Linked DNA regions of Homo sapiens: region 1 is linked to region 2. Evidence: read pairs that join two places in POLR2A ChIA-PET (ENCODE). Cell type or tissue: Caco-2. All regions are shown on one strand. Each heading gives the region's core, and the rest is flanking DNA. Links, peaks and the distances in the headings are about the cores only.

Evidence for each region. ChIA-PET counts read pairs that join two places held together with the same protein. Peaks named below come from ENCODE experiments on the same cell type or tissue, not always from the same donor. Only the 100,000 strongest peaks of a DNase experiment are listed, where the experiment ranks them.
Region 1: POLR2A ChIA-PET joins it to region 2 with 6 read pairs; 5 of 35 experiments call an interaction of 5 or more read pairs at or near these places.

What each region holds. Positions count from the first base shown.
Region 1 is chr17:28,092,725-28,098,732 of GRCh38, reverse strand. All of the region lies in intron 1 of NLK (nemo like kinase), which reads right to left. Among named protein-coding and RNA genes, the nearest start is that of NLK, 53 kb to the right of the region's middle. In Caco-2, for the core only: no CTCF peak of the experiment used is centred there; no DNase peak of the experiment used is centred there.
Region 2 is chr17:28,005,272-28,011,279 of GRCh38, reverse strand. No RefSeq gene overlaps it. Among named protein-coding and RNA genes, the nearest start is that of LINC01992, 17 kb to the right of the region's middle. In Caco-2, for the core only: no CTCF peak of the experiment used is centred there; a DNase peak (open chromatin) is centred at 2,559.

The sequences.
Region 1 (6,008 bases), core at 678-5,677, 87 kb before region 2:
CCAGCCTGGGCAACAAGAGCAAAAATCCATCTCAAAAAAAAAAAAAAAAAAAAAAAAGAATGGTAATGAAAAACTTTTCATAGTTGTGAAAAATAACTGGGAAAAAACTTGTATGCCCAACAATAGGTGATTGGTTAAATAATGAAATATCCATCCAATTAAAATGATGTGGCCAATAATATACATGCACCCTTATTGATGAATAAAGACGTACTCAATGTCAGTTTTCTTCCCCTTTCCTGAATTTTATGCTGGTACCTTTGACAAAAATGTTTACTTTCTACTTGGAAGAGTTATAGTACAAATAAGTGAGTAATAACTATCATAACAGATTTCTATTATTAGAAGAAAAATAATTCATAATTTCTACTCTCTTTTACTCCACCTTGGGTATATGAGGCTACCCGTTCTGCCTAATTCTTATGACAATTTTTTAAACAATTACCTTTGGACTTCAATCATTGTTATCACAAAAGATCTAACATGAGCAACTATATCATTTCAAGAGAGCTGATTCACAAATTGAATCAGTTATTTTAATTGTTTACTTACAGTTTGCCCTGTGGTAGATAAAGAAGTAACAGAAGGTTCTAGTGTACACTTCGTAGGTTTATATTATCTGGGTCTCAGTTCCCTTATCTATAAAAAGAAAAGGGCACAGTGCTGGATCTGGTTATTTGTAGTTCTAAGGAAGATTAATCTATTAATAACCAGTCGACACCTTAAAAAATTACAGAAGTGGCAAATGCAAAGTGCCAAGAAACAAACTTTTGTCAACTAGGTTACCCTGTAAACATTCACTTAAAGAAAAAAATGAAAAGGAACAGGATCCTTATTAAAGCTTGGTGAATTTAAACCCACACTGTAACGTAAAATGGAAATTCAATTTGTCAAGGAGACTAACAAAGGCAGGAATCACAACTGAAAAGTGATATATCCTCAATGGTTTCCTAGTTGCTAAAACTTAGAGTCAATCATCTTAATTGAAGACACTGAAAATGTACAAGTATCTGTCATTATAATCATATCAACAGTAGGTAAGATGCCTTATACTACTATAACAACTATAGGTAATTTCAAACAGAAAAAAAGCAATATACTTTAAATTATTTAGGGTAAATAATTTATTGTGCCTGCTTTAAAATAACGTTTCCCAATCCAACTAGGTTCAGATATTCAAACTGAGTAAGGATAATTTATTTATAAAACTGAAATACAACTTGGGTTCACAAGGACCATGCCTAACCAATTTTTCCTGCAACTCAGCATTATGTAATTCAAAGAAGAGAATAAATATATGTAAGTTTGACTGCAGAAAAAGGAAATTTGAATTTTACTTGTATAATGCCAAGTCAAAGAAACCAAGTTAAATACAGATATCCACACAAGAAATGAAACTCATTTATTAAACCTTCTTAATAAAAGTAACAATTACAGTTAGAAGCATGGCCAATTCTTAATAACATTAGTATAATTTAAAAATTTCTATAATCAAAAAGTAAGTATTTTGTTATTTGAACATTTTTTAATGTTGCCTTCAGAGGTTATACAATAAAAATAACTTATAATATGCATCTTGTACCTTGGTGTCTCATTTTTAAGTTATATCCCAAACAAAACTGAAATATAAGCAAATGGCTCAAGCAAAGTTTCATTAGATGGAAAAAGAATAAAACTTACTCTCATTAAGTCTGGCTAGAGGTGGTGGTGATGGGATGTTGTACTGTAACATAAATGACACAGCTGGATAACACAAAGCATGAAAACAAGGGAAAGGCTCCATCCTATCACTGTTTAGACCCTTCAGTGTCCCACTTATGCATGCTACAAGGCAACTACTGGAAGAAGAATACACCTCTTATTTTCGAGCAGAAAGGAAGCAATTCTCTATCTGCCAGTAGTAAGGGATTTCTTCTTAAACTGTTTCTCTGACACCAGTGATTTGTAACAGTAGATTTTTATTAGGGACTTATTTATTGAAGAAAATTAAGATGTTGAAAAATTCTTTTTCCTGTTCTCTCTGCTGTTTGGAAATAGATGGGGGAGTGGGAAACTAGAGAAGTGTCTTCAATATGCACAAGGGCTTTGATTAATTTACAGCAATGACCCATTGAAAGTTTCCCTTTTGATGCCCAGGTGTCAGGATTCCAATATTAAAGTTCCCATAATCTTCTCCAACCAAATGCAAATTGTTGACAGACATTTTCTCCTCCTTCAATATTCCTTCAATTATAGCCCCTTAGGACTAGATATCTGAGACTATATTGTAGGAGGATAAAAAAAATTACAAGAACACTTCATTTTTGAAAACTCAAGTCTATACCACTGAGTCACAATAACGACAATTCTGCAAGCTTTTGGTTAGCTTACATTTTCTTGGCTTAACTATGGTAAACTAGGCTAAAAGTAAACCACATTGTACTTTTTCTTGTGTAAAATTATAATTTTACATAGTAGAATCAAGGACTTATGAATTTTGTCATCCTCTTCAAAAATCCCTATTTTTAGTGAGTCAGTAGAAAGTCCAGGATGCCACTGAAATAGATTCTTCTGAAATCAGTTAAATAATTACTATTATTTTTCAACGTTTTCAAAATAAGTATATCCTTGACCTATAAAAGAATGCCTGTGCTGACAATTTCTTGAATGTCACCATTTAATAAGCAAGACGTCATCATGAATGTACAATTACACTTCATTTGTGATGGTGGGTCCTTGCAACAGGAAGTAAGATTGGAGAAATGCATGGGAACTTTTGGAATAAATTCTCCATTCTGGTTTTATGATTTTAATATAAGTGCAACAGTTAGAACACACAACAAGAGAAAAGGACAGGAACACACTTGGGAAAAAGATGACTTTTCTATTTGAGCCAGCTATTTTAGAAAAATCCTAGAATACTTACAGTGAGTGTCAGAATGCCATCTGGTTGTACTGTTAATGTAAATTTTAAATGTAACTTTAAGGATTGATGCAGATTTTCTTTTGTAAAACCAGAAACATTAAAAGTTACACCATAGCAAGGGTCACAGCAAGGGGCAAGTGGGTTGCTTAATGGAATAATCATTTCAAATATATATATTGTAATTGCAGAAATCTGGAATCATAGGATAATCTGCATCAGTAATAATATTGGCACCTTGCTTTATAATAAAGTCCTTGAAGATTAAAGTGTACAATCATACTACAATCCTGAGTAGTAGAATCCTTGCCTCTAGAAGTGAGACTTGGATAGAGAGATGCATCTTTTCCCACAAGCTCTGAATTTCTTCCACAACTATGTTGAGTTACAGTCTGAAATTTTTTTTAGAAAGTAATACAATTCCATCACATGTAGAAGCTGTTAATCTGAATTAGGAATGGAACGAATCTGATAACATGGCCATGTAGACTTTTCAGCAAACTCTTCCCTAGGGTCCAGGCCGCTGTCCAAGTTGACTACCCTCCCAGCTTGAGGGGGTACTGCACTACAGAGGGGAAATATGGGGATAAAGCAGGAGGACTAGCACAGAAAGGCAGCAACAATAGTATCATGTAACATTTGCTAGCACCATGTATAACTCATGGTCTCTTTCCCCATGAGGACAATCCTTTTCTAGCACTCACAGTAATGACTTCCACTTGAGGTGGCAATTATTTGTATCTTCCCAATTTTTCCTTCTAATTTTATTCTGGTAAGGAGACTACATTCTCCACCACCAAAAAAGACTTAGATATCATGAAAACTGGAGCTAGGTCAGGTCCCTTTCCTCTTTGGTTAAAGAAGAGCTGCAAATATGTGGACTGAGAACTACCTCTGCCCTGTGGAGAAAACAATTTAAAAAATAAACACAAATTTGCAGAGAAAGTCAGAGAAAGGAGACAAGAGTCTTGACAATATTCAAGTCTTGCACTATCAAAGGCTAGTTCTACTCTATCCATCTTGAAGCCTGGTTATGTGAGGCAACATACCCACTTTTTAGCTAATATAAGTTGAACTTTTGTAATCCAAGAATTCCAACTCTTATACCTCCCTTTACCAGATGCTTATTTTCACCTGTATAAAAATATTAGCTTTTGTCTCTCCTCCCCACCACCCACCCACCTCAAAGACTATAAATAATGTAATTTGCCTCAACAGCAAACCCCTAGGGATGGCAATGTTTGAAATAATCCTTTTCAGATACTTAATCTTTTGATGACTGACTTTACATTACGTATTACCATAAATGCAAATCAGTAGCTCCTTTGTCAAGAACTCCCCTCCCAATACTACCTTCCTCTCTGGTACATAAGCTTTGAACTCGGTCAGCAAAAGGCAAGTGGCCATAGCTGGGTTAATAATGCACTACTAGTAAATATATCCATGGCAGTAATTTCAAAGGTGTAAAAGAGAAAGGCAGCCTTATTGAAATGTGTTCTTGCTTGTAGGTTCTTAAGACAAAAGCAATCTGACATCATCTCTCAAACTACGTGGGTAATTTGGTTTTGTTTTGGGGGTTGTTTTTGCTCAGAAACCTGAAGAATCTAACCATTCCCTATACAGTAAATTCTAGGACGTTCTGAAGAATTACAGCTTTTCTAGAGAGCTTAATATAATCTCTCATGAATAAAAACAAGTCATCTTATTTGTCCACAAGTTATTAAGTATCATCTGATGAGAATATAATGGCTTTTGTCAGCATCTGTGAATTAATCATATTCTAGTAAAAATGTTACAGCTTCTTTCTGCTACCCTATTAAATAATAGTCATTTTTTTGCAATCTTTTGTCATACTCTTTCTAGAGATGTTGGATTGAAATTCTAATGTTATAATGCAGATCATATCCTAAGGCAGTCTGACAACAGAATAAGTCCTGACACAATGTTCATTAATTATTAACAATAGCAGAAACCATTAGTCCAGTAAAACACAAATAAATGAGGTGAACAAATGAAATATATGGTGAGTCTTTGGTGTGCAATTTTCATGGGAAGAATTGTTATCTTCATTTTTCAAACAGGGAAACTAATGCACAGAGAAGTTAACGAACTTGCCACGTGTTACGTACAACTCCCAAGTAGTTTGAGAGTTGATGTCAGATTGCTTCCGTCCTAAGAATAAGGGGCAGAACTGGGATTGGATTAAAGTCTTTTGGACTCTACAGTGTATGTTCTTTTCACTATACCAGACTGCTCTCCCTCAACTCAAGTTCTGTGAAGCAGCAATTACAAAGCTTTCCCACCATACCTTCCAAGGAACCCTTTGATGACCATCACATTTCACAGAATTTTTTTTATTATAAATTACTCCTCTTGGAATGCCTATGGAGTAAGGGGAATATGTAGTTAAGATACCGAGGGAGAGTTAATGGAGATCGCCCACAAAAGGTCTACTTTTGGAAATGCTATTATATATAGATCAGCCTACTTTAGGAGCATTCAATTTTGGTTTCATTAAGTATGTATATACTTCAGAGCTAGAATTATATTTAAGAAATCTATTGTATATTTTTCCAGCATCTGGTCATGAGAATATTTCAAAGAAAGGAAAGCCCTTTGTTTTGTTAATGCATATCCCCTCCTCCCTGCAACTCCCCTCCCAACTAATGAAGTTACTCTTAGTCTCAGAAAACTGGTTTAGGAAAACTTTAAAAATATAACAAAAAAACAAGCCACTAGGCCGGGTGCGGTGGTTCACGCCTGTAATCCCAGCACTTTGGGGGGCCAAGGTGGGTGGATCAGGAGGTCAGGAGATCGAGACCATCCTGGTTAATGTGGTGAAACCCCGTCTCTACTAAAATACAAAAATTAGCTGGGCTTGGTGGCACATGCCTGTAGTCCCAGCTACTCGGGAGGCTGAGACTGGAGCATTGTTTGAACCCGGGAGGCGGATGTTGCAGTGAGCCAAGATTGCGCCACTGCACTCCAGCCTGGGCAAGTGAGACTCTGTCTCAATAAATAAATAAAATAAAATAAAATAAAATAAAATAAAATAAAATAAAATAAAATAAAATAAAATAAAAACAAGCCACTTAGTTGCTTAGCT
Region 2 (6,008 bases), core at 457-5,456:
GGATTATGTTACAACTAAAGGGAGAAGGAGGAACCCTGAGGATTATAAATGTTGCCAAGGGCAGTGGTGGTTCCTAAATCTATCTATGCATCAGAATCACTTAGACATTTTTTAATGTTCATGTTCCTGGGCTTGATTACACTCCTGCTGTGTTAGTCCATTTGTATAGCTATAAAGGAGTATCTGAGGCTGGATAATTTATAAAGAAAAGAGGTTTCATTGATTCATGGTTCTGCAGGCTTTACAGGAAGCACACTGCCAGAATCTGCTTCTGGTGAGGGCCTCAGGAAACTTCCAATTATGATGGAAGAAAAAGGGGAAGCAGGTGCATCGCATGGCGAAAGCAGGAGCAAGAAAGAGAGAGGGAAGAGGTGTCACACTCTTTTAAACAACCAGCTCTCACATGAACTCAGCGAGAACTCACTTATCACCAAGGGGATGATACTTCATTTATGAGGGATCTGCCTCCATGATCCAATCACCTCCCACTAGGCCCTGTGAACATTGGGAATCACGTTTCAACATGAGACTAGGAGGGGACAAACATCCAAAACATATCAGCTACTGGATTATACTCTTTGGGAATGGAATCCAGCTCTTTGCGTTCTTCACATGCCCACCAGATGATTCTAATGCAGCTGTCCTAGCACCAGCCTGTGCCTCTAAGACAACTTTAGAGAGGCATTGGTTCACAGATGTGGAGGATTCTCTGGAACCTCCCACATTCATTCTGGAATCAGCAACTTCATGCCCCACACTCAATCCCTATCATGCCATCAGAGCCTTTTGTCCTACTGGAGTTTCTGATGTCACAGACAGTGGCTTAACACTATAGTCTGGTGTCAAAACTGACCTGAGCATAAATCTTTCCTCTGCCACTTGCAAACTGAGTGGTCTTAAGTAAGTTGTGACCCCTCCTCAAACTTCAGCTTCTCATCTGTGAAACAGTGATAGTAACACCTACCTCCCAGAGTTGCTGTGACAACTCCTTGAGATAGCATGTGTAAAGATTTGCAACTCGAGATTTGTGTACATGATTGTTATATGGTAAATCCTGGCTCATTTTCTTGCCTTCCAGAAGTAGGGTCAGTTCAGTACTCGTAGGAACTCTTTTTTTTTTTTTTTTTTTTGAGACGGAGTCTTACTCTGTTGCCCAGGCTGGAGTGCAGTGGCGCGATCTCGGCTCACTGCAAGCTCTACCTCCCAGGTTCACATCATTCTCCTGCCTCAGCCTCCCAAGTAGCTGGGACTACAGGTGCCCGCCACCACACCCAGCTAATTTTTTTGTATTTTTTTTAGTAGAGACGGGGTTTCACCGTGTTAGCCAGGATGGTCTTGATCTCCTGACCTCATGATCCACCCGCCTTGGCCTCCCAAAGTGCTGGGATTACTGGTGTGAGCCACAGCACCCAGCCAGGAACTCTTAATTGGGACTTTTCCTCCAGGTGTCCTAATACCAGAGTACCTATGTCAGCCCACAACCCAATTTAGAGAAGAAAGACCCCAATTTAAGAATGTATGGCCCGGCACCATGGCTCATGCCTGTAACGCCAGCAGTTTGGGGGACTGAGGCAGGCAGATCACTTGAGGTCAGGAGTTTGAGACCAGCCTGGCCAACATGGTGAAACCACGTCTCTACCAAAAAAAAAAAAAAAATACAAAAATTAGCCGGGCATGGTGGTGCACACCTGTAATCCCAGCTACTCAGGAGGCTGAGGCAGGAGAATCACTTGAACCTGGGAAGCAGAGATTGTAGTGAGCCAAGATGGCATCACTACACTCCAGCCTGGGTGACAGAGTGAGATCCTCTCTCTCTCTCTCTCTCTCACTCTCTCTCTCATTCTCTCTCTCTCTTTCTATATATATGTATATATATGTATATACATACACACACACACACACACACACAGACACACACACACACTTTGGCTTTATGTTAAAATTTGAGAATCTGCTCCATTTGCTAATGTAAGTATGCTTCAGTTTAGTTCTCTTAAATAAAGCAAAAGCTACTCCCCATGGCAACAGTTATGGGACTCCTCCCATAGTCCACGCCTGTCTTGGGGAGAAGAGAGAGAATTATTTAAGTGACATGTTCTCAAAATAAGGCCAAAGAACAAGCTCCCCAAAATGTGCCCTAATTCCCTTGATAATTTGTGAAAAGCTGAGGCAGCTACATAAGCATTTTCCTAAGACATGGAAAATAAAGCCAGGGAGAATGCAACTATAAAAGACATTAATTTCAACCCAGAAGGGGCTCATTAAAAAACTTTAAAAAGTTATACTGTTTTCAAAACATAAGCTTTATGTCAGAACCAGCCTCAATAGATAACAATGAAGCCTTTCCCAAAAAGTGGTGATACAGGTTTAGAAAATGTATTTACCTGAGCAGGCTTGTCTAACCTGATTTGTTTTGGAATCAGATGCCTTCAGGTACCTTCTGGTATGCCAAGCCTATGGACTCTGGCCTGAGTACTTGAAGCTATGGCAAGAAGGGCAAGAAAGGAAGGGAAATCTTGATCAGAACCATGGGCAGAGGCCAGGTTCTGGAATTAAGAGTTAAGGAAGTCCTGGAGGAGGAGCTGTCCATACACGTGGTGCTGATGACCCCAGCAGGTTGCCACTGTGAGGCTACAGGGAGCAACAGTGCATCAAGCAATCTTGGAGTCCTGGGAGAGTCTTACCTTGTGAATTTATGTACTTCAAATGGGGTTTAGGGTATTCATAGATCAGGATGGAATGCACTCGAATCAGGTAAGGCCATCAAAGCCTGCTGTCCTTGCTCTGCCCAGACGTAGAATATGACTCACAAACACCACAAGGAATTGCAGATATCACATCCCAAGAATCTCACAGAGGGAATGAGGTATAAAATTGGCATTTTCTGAGCACCCAGCTGCCTGTGTTAGACTCTTTACTTCCAATAATTCATTTTAATTTTAAGATACAGGTTCTTCTTCTTCTTTTTCTTCTTCTTTTTTTTTTTTTGACAGGTTCTCACTCTGCCACTCAGGCTGGAGCGCATAGCTCACTGTGGCCTTGAACTTCTGGTCTCAAGCGATCCTCCCACCTCAGCCTCTCAAAGTGCTGAGATTACAGGCATGAGCCACCAAACCCAGTCCACTATCCTCAATTTTATTTATTTATTTATTTATTTATTTATTTATTTATTTATTTATTTATTTTGAGATGAGTCTTGCTTTGTCACCCAGGCTGGAGTGCAGTGGTGCAATCCCGGCTCACTGAAACCTCCACCTCCTGGGTTCAAGTGATTCTCCTGCCTTAGCCTACTGAGCAGCTGGGATTACAGCCACCCGTCACCATGCCCAACTAATTTTTGTATTTTTAGTAGAGACTTGGTTTCACCATGTTGGCCGGGTTGGTCTGGAACTCCTGATCTCAAGTGATCTGCCTGCCTCAGCCTCCCAAAGTGCTGGAATTACAGGAATGAGCCACTGTGCCCAGCCACTATTCTCATCTTAAACTGGGAAACTGGCCAGGTGCAGTGGCTCACACCTGTAATCCCAGCACTTTAGGCAGCTGAAGCGGGAGAACTGCTTGAATCCAGGAGTTTGAGATCAGCCAAACAACATGGTGAGACTCCCATCTCTACAAAATTTTTAAAAATTAGCCAGGTATGGTGGTGTGCACCTGTAGTCCCAGCTACTCAGGAGGCTGAGGCAGGATGATCACTTGAGCCCAGGAGGTTGAGGCTGCAGTGAGCCATGTTTGCACCACTGCACTCCAGCCTGGGTGACAGAGCAAGACCTTATCTCAAATAAATAAATAAATAAATAAATAATTAGGGGAAACAAAACTCAGAAAAGTTAAGCAAATTTATCCAGTGTTCCACAACTAGTAAGTGGTCATCATCCTCCTTAAACTGCAACCTCTGTATATGAAATATGTCTAACTTACAAGCTTTTTCCTTTTACCATGTGCAATTTTCCTAGGGCTGAAGCCAAGACCTTGGTAGAACCATGTCTATTTGTTGGAAAGGAGGGTGGCCCTAGGAAATCGACTCAGGAAGGAGGTATTTAGGCCAGAATCTGGAGGCACAACATTAACTTCATGGCCTTTGCTCTGCCTGAGAGGGGCATCAGTGAAAATCATGCTTACCTTCTTCCTCAACCAGGAACCCATCATTTGTAGTTACTAACAAGGTGAAGCTAACTCTGCCAATAAATGGAGGTGACTTCAATTCTGATATTTTCCCCAATAGGGAGCACAGGCAGCACTGAATATGTCCCAAATGAACTCATTTCTTACCTCACTCTAGTTTTCCTTTTGTCCTATCTGTCTCAGCTATTTCACTGACCCAAGCTGTAAATCAGACATCCATAACTGACCCTTTCCGCATTCTTGTTCTTCTAGCCTTGCCAAGCTCTCCTCGTCGGTGTTACCTCCATATATCTTTGCAATTCTTCCACTTTTCTCATTTCTACTGCCACTTCCCTGGTGGAGGTGACCATCATCTCCTGCCTAGACTATTGCAGTAGACTCCTCGCTGGTCCCCTTGCCTCCAATTTTGTCGTCTGCAAGTCTTTCAAAGTGATCCCAAATGCAAAGCTGACCATGTTATTTCCCCACATTTAACGTACTGAGCATAGTACAGTGGTTAAGAGCGAGAGCTCCAAAGACAAACTACCTGGTTTTTTATCCCAGCTCTGTCATTACTGTGCATCCCTGCACAAGTCACTTAACTTAGACTTCATAACTGTAGAATGGGAATGATAGTAATGATACCTTCTTCAAAGAGTTGTTCTTGAGGATTACATAGTACCAGCTACTGCCTCATTTCTTTTATCTCCTTTACAGCAAAACTCTTTGAAAGGATTTTTAAAACTTTTTATTATAGAAAGATTCAAACATACATGAAGGCCAGGCGCAGTGGCTTATGCCTATAATCCCAGCACTTTGGGAGGCTGAGGCGGGCAGATCATCTGAGGTCAGGAGTTTGAGACCAGCCTGGCCAACATGGTGAAACCCCATCTCTACTAAAAATACAAAAATTAGTCAGGTGTGGTGGCATGTGCCTGTAATACCAGCTACCTGGGAGGCGGAGGCAGGAGAATTGCTCAAACTCAGAAGGCGGAGGTTGCAGTGAGCTGAGATCGCACCACTGCACTCCAGCCTGGGTGACAGAGTGAGACTGTCTCAAAAACAAACAAAAAAACATATGTCAAAGAGAAAAAGACTTAGTATATTCTCATGTACGCATCACCAGATTTTCAGTACTTATCAGTTTATGGCTAATGTTTTATGTCTCACCTCTTCTCCTGGATTATTCTGCAACAAATCTCAGGCATATAGTTTCATCTGTAGAATTTTCAATATGTACTTCTAAAAGATAGGAGCTCTTTTACAAAAAAAACCTCACACTGTATCATATCCAAAAAATAACAGTAATTTTTTCCCCTATTTTTTGTAGTAATGGAATCTTACTCTGTCACCTAGTCTGGAGTACAGTGGTATGATCATGACTTACTGCAATCTTAACTTCCTGGGTTCAAGCAGTCCTCCCACCTCAACCTCCCAAATAGCTGGGATTACAGGCACACACCACCAGGCCCTGTTAATTTTAAAATGTTTTTTTTGTAGAGATGGAGGTCTCCCTATGTTGCCTGGGCTGGTCTCGAACTCTTGGGTTCAAGTAATCTTCCTGTTTCAGTCTCACAAAGTACTGGGATTACAGGTGGGAGGCACTGTGCCCAGCCTCAGTAATTCTTTGATATAATCAAGAATCCAGTCATTGTCCAAATTTTCAATTATTTCAAATGTCAGGATTTTTTTCAGTGTTGTTTGTTTGAATCAAGCTATAAATAAGAATCATTCATTGTAATTTGTTGATTTACCTTTAAATCTCGTTTAATTTAGAGGTTTCTCTCTCCACCCTTTTTTTCATTTTTGCCATGTTTTTGTTGAAGAAACAAGACCATTTTTTCCTGTAGATTTTCCCCCAGACTGGATTTTCCTGTTGCATCCCTGTGGTGTTGCTAAATGGGTTC